Regions from separate parts of the Mus musculus genome. Here region 2 is linked to region 1. The links are chromatin loops, found by intact Hi-C in ENCODE. Cell type or tissue: left cerebral cortex. All regions are shown on one strand.

The links. A loop is a pair of places that touch in the nucleus more often than their neighbours do. Peaks named below come from ENCODE experiments on the same cell type or tissue, not always from the same donor. Only the 100,000 strongest peaks of a DNase experiment are listed, where the experiment ranks them.
Region 2: a loop joins it to region 1, with 2.6 times the contacts of the local background. A loop is called at or near these places in 3 of 42 quality-filtered maps.

What each region holds. Positions count from the first base shown.
Region 1 is chr5:25,527,973-25,530,472 of GRCm38, reverse strand. It overlaps 1700096K18Rik (RIKEN cDNA 1700096K18 gene), which reads right to left and starts at 455. Exons shown (of 1, transcript NR_027388.1): 1 at 1-455. In left cerebral cortex, a CTCF peak has its summit at 948; DNase peaks (open chromatin) are centred at 764 and 1,337; H3K4me3 peaks cover 1,637 bases; H3K27ac peaks cover 1,739 bases.
Region 2 is chr5:25,598,596-25,601,095 of GRCm38, reverse strand. No RefSeq gene overlaps it. Among named protein-coding and RNA genes, the nearest start is that of Gm42235, 15 kb to the left of the region's middle. In left cerebral cortex, no CTCF peak of the experiment used is centred here; a DNase peak (open chromatin) is centred at 1,520.

The sequences.
Region 1 (2,500 bases):
GCAACCCAGCGTCTGTGGCCATGTCACCTTTAAGTGTGTGCAGTTTGGAAGAGCAGAGTTAGTTGGGTATTGTTAAAACAGCGTCGTTGTGTCGTGCGGGGACGTTCTCATCTTCTGAATGAGCGAGAGGGAGAAGGGCCCCGCCGTGGTCCCCTAAGCAGTGAGGCTCTGGGCGAATAATCGCACGGGATGCTGCGTGACAGTGGCTGGACGCCCGCGCCATTGTGAGGTCGGCGGCGCGGATCCGAACCTGTATTACTTCTCGGTGAGGCGGACTTGCGGGCCCTTGGACCGAGGTCAGCTCCGAGTGGAGAACAGGTAACTCAGGGGCCGGATCCCTCCGCGACAAGTAGTGCGCTGTGCGCTTTCCCGAGCCCACGGCGGGCGCCGGAGATCGCGGACCTGGCTCCCGGAGGATCGGCGGGCACTGGCCCGAAGGCTAGGAGACCTTCGGCAGCCCGAAGGCTGGAGCGGGCCGGCGAACGGCAGGTGTCCGCCCCGCCCCCACCCCCGCGGGCAGGAAGAGGAAGCGGTGCGGCCCGGCCCCGGGGCCACCCGCAGGGCCTCGCGGGGCGGGGGCGCCGGAGCTACAAGAAGCGCGTGACCTAGTTCGTCCCGAAGTGGACTTGACAGGTTGTCATCGCGGCTCCCCGCCCCCACTGTCTTCCGGGTCTGGCTCCTCCCCCACCCTCGAGCTCCCACTGGCCTCGCCCAAGCTGTACTCCCTGCCATTGGCTTCAAACCAGGGGCCACGCCCCAACCCAGCTCGCCCTGCCATTGGCCACGCGTCCCAGGCCGCTCTCCCAGTCATTGGCTTCGTCCCAGAGGCCCCGCCCCCAGTCTTGCTGGTCCTCGGGTTGGCCTTGCAGCGCCCCTCTTTCGGCTCGTCCTCCTATTGGCCCCTCGCGCCAGGCGCCTTGCCTCCTATGGTCCGCGGTGGATTCCAGCTGGTCACTGTTGAGTTTGTTCCCGTGGGCATTCCGGTTTCTGTCGGCTTCCCTCCCTCTTTGCTGCGTTTCTTCCTGCTTTCTTTGGGTCTGGGAGCCCGGGCCTCGATACCTGGTCCCGGTCCCAAACTCAATGTAGCAGCGATCTACATTTGCCTCTGTACCCCGCCGCACCCCGCCCCTTTCAACTCCTTCTTCCCCAGCCCCCACGCACACCGCCTTCATTCCCTCACACCTCTCCTTAAATTCGGCTGAGTGGAACAGACTTCATTTCGAAATCAGGGAGAGGGGTTAAGTGATAAACGTCAATATCAATATTAGCTGGTTTTGGTTCCAGAAAGGAACTGGACGGCCCAGATCATTCAAACATTTTGTTGTTGATGGTGGTGGGGGTAGTGCTTTTCTTTGGGTGTGTCTTAGGTTTGGAGGTTTCTTCAAACAGGATCTCACCTCTCCCTTTGTATCTCTGACTGGTTTGGAACTCGCTAGTTCCTTGGTACGGGGTTTGACTGCAGAAGCCAGAGAGGGCGGCCGCTGGGTTCCTGGAGCCGCTGGTTGTGGGCCACCTAACTTGGGGGCTCCTCTGCAGAAGGTTTCATCTCTCCACCCTGGGATTGAATTTTTTTAATTAATTTTCATTTTATGTGCATTGGTGTTTTGCCTGCCTGTATGTCTGTGTAAGGATGTTAGATTCCAGTCGGAGTTACAGTCGCAAGCTACCTTGTGGGTGCTCGGAATTGAACTAAAGTCCTCTGGAAGAGCCAGAGCTGTGAACCTGAGTCATCTTTGCAGTCCCAGGACTTAGTTCCTAAAGTGACCAAATTTGTTACTCCAAAAATAATAGGCTGCCTTTCCTGAGTAGCAGTCAAATTTCCATTGTTTATGCAATATTGACATTTAAAATTTACATGTGTACTTTCTATAATTGAGCTAGCTTTTTTAAATCGTTTTAGAGAATAGAAATAAGCTGGGCAGTGGTGGCTCATGCCTTTAATCTCAGCTCATGAGAGGCAGAGGCAGGCGCATTTCTTAGTTTGAGGCCAGCCTGGTCTACAAGAGTGAGTTCCAGGACAGCCAGGGCTACACTGAGAAACCAAGGGGTGGGGGGGAGGGGGAGGGGAGAGAGAAGAAATAAACTGATAAAACTGCACAGTGCAATGTAGTCTCCAAGAGAAATTTAGTTGAAATTTGAAACTGGCCTAGCCTTTGCTGGTGAGCAGAGGAAGGGTTACAGATCCCAGGCCTGTCAGGGCTGTGCATTGAAACCCTGTCTTCTGGGGGTTGTCTTAATCCCCACTGTGGTAATTCTGGTACTCTCCGCATTTGGGATTTGGGGGCAGGAAGAATTCAAGGCCAGCCTCATGGGGAGTTCAAGGTCAGTATGAGCTATTTGAAACCAGCTCAAAAACAAAACAGCTGTTGAGTGTGGTGGTCTTGCCTGAGATCCCAGTGCTGGGGAGGCTGGAGTAAAATCAGGAGTTCAAGGCCAGCCTGGGCCACAGAAGACCCTGACCCACTTACTCTGCCACTCCCTCTCCACACCCATGACTTTT
Region 2 (2,500 bases), 71 kb before region 1:
TCCACCTTCGTCCTGCAAGGATAAATGAACAAACAAAGAAGCACAATGCCTATGGTAGTCTGCACCTTTAATCCCAGACAGTGAAACCCTGTCTCAAAAATAAATAACAAAGTAAGCTCTGATTAGAGCCCCAAGTGGCAGAGCACAACTGTAATCCCAACACTTGAGAGGCGAGGCAGGAGGATCCGGAGTTGGAAGTCTGTCTTCAGAAGCATGGTGAGTTAGTGGCCAGTCTGTGCTATGTGAAACTCTATAGCAAAAACAACAAAAGCAGTGTGGGGATGTAGGTCAGTTGGTATAATACTTACTTAGTATCATAGTAACACTATAAGCCATTAAGAAACTGTTTCCTTCTGGTTAAGAGAGTCAACTCTGTGTCCTGAATAGAGACCTGCATTCCAGTAAAGCAGGTCCTAGCTAAGAGACCACTCTGCGAAGGTAGGTTCACCTGAAGTGTGTTAAGCAGGAAAGCAGGATCATTATCCCTTTAATGAGATGATGTACTTTTCCTTCCCAGAATTCCTCCTGCCCCTGATGCAGTCTCTGTGAGCTGCCTGGGGTTCTGTTGGGTCCTCCCACTTTTTTGAATTCTTATGCTTTTGCTTTTCTTCTGCTTTGTCTTTCAAACGCTGACCAGAGTGTGTTTCTCTGCCTCCCTGGGCTTTCCTGATCTTTCTCACAAACTCCCCTCCTTGCCATGTGGTCGTTTGACCTCTATCTCTCACTTACATAGCATGACTCTCTCTCCCTCTTTTTCTTTCAAATTTTACGATATGAGGATGAATGTTTTGCCTGCATATATGGACGTGTGCTATATTCATGTCTGATGCCTGCAAAGTCCAGAAGCAGGATTAGACCCCTTGGGACTAGAGTCATAGATGGTTGTGGGCTTCCATGTGAGTGCTGGGAAACAAACTTGAGTCCTCTTTATTTAAGAGCAGCCAATGCTCTTAGCCTCTGAGCTATCTTTGTAGCCCTGTCTCTCTCTTTTAAACTCCTACCTAAGAATCTATAATAAAAATTTCGACAAACAAACAAATCTCACCATCCATGGGCTGTAATTGTCATTCTTCTGGAGTGAGAGAGGACCCTAAAGCCCAGGTCTGGTTCACAGAAGCTTTGGTGGCTAGTAATATTCCAGGACCCTGGCTCCTCAAGGAAGGCTTCACTCTCAAAGATACCCCAATATTCTGATGCCACTAGCTTGCAAGAGGACATGGGTTTCATCTCCAGCAGGGCATAAACTGGGCATGTCTACAATCCCAGCACTCAAGATGTTGAGGCAATAGGTCGTTCTTGGCCATGGAGTAAACTGGAAGTCAGCCTGGGCTACATAAGATTTTGACTCAACCAACCATTTTTTTTAAGTTTCTCTAACAGAGGCCACATGCAGCAGTTGAGGAAGAGCATGGTGGGCTCCTTCTGTTGCCACAGCCCACACACCTTGCATCCTGGCAGCCAAGCCCCTCAGACATCCAAACTGGCTAGATGAAGCCATTTTCATGGGGTTCCATAGCCTTGGCAGGCAGCCTTGGTTTTCTTACCAGAGTGCCAAAGACAGAGCATGCTGTCAGAGTGTGATTTTTTTTTAACTTCCAATGTAGAACTGGAGCTCTGAGCCCTGTATATAAATGTTATTTTTTCATAGCCTTAGATGCCAAATCTAAGAGAGAGAGAGAATGGCATATATACACATGAGTATGCTTGCGTGTAGGTATGCAAAATACCAAGTTATAAAATATAAGAACATTTCTGAAATTAAATAGTGATCCCTTAGAGTGATTTTTGTCTACATTTTTCTCTTTGTTTTTAAAATTCAGTTTATAGTTCTATTTCAATGTTAATATTCCTTTTAACAGCCCTAAGTCTAGATGTTCTTAAATATTTGCCTACCTGAACACTGCCACGAGCTCTCAGAAGCTATGGGCATCTGGATTTAGTATCTGTCACTAAGATGCTAATAGTGAGGACCTGCCTTCTCTTCTATGCTCTCATGGGAAGAGGGAAAATGATCTGGTTCAAACCCAAGCTTTCCCACTGAGTGTCTCTGTGTATCAGTGACGCCTAGAATCAGCTGCAGGTGATGAGATGCTCCAAATCAGCCTCCAATCACCCTTCCTAGAAAAGGGAGGCCAAGTCTGGTGGACCACCCAACACTCAGGATGCAGAGGCAGGTGGATTGCTGTGAGTTCCAGGCCAACCTGGCCTATGTAGAGAGTTCCAAGCTAGCCAAAAATATATAGTGGGACTGTGGCTTAACAGAGGGGGAGAGAGAGAGGGAGAGAGGGAGAGGGAGAGGGAGAGGGAGAGGGAGAGGGAGAGGGAGAGGGAGAGGGAGAGGGAGAGGGAGAGGGAGAGGGAGAGGGAGAGAGAGAGAGAGAGAGAGAGAGAGCCTGCACTCGACTGCCTACTGGGTAGTTTGGATTGAGCATAGGAAATGGCGCCATCCACATTCACCTGACAATCTCCACAGACATTCCCCCAAGCCAACCTGACTCCT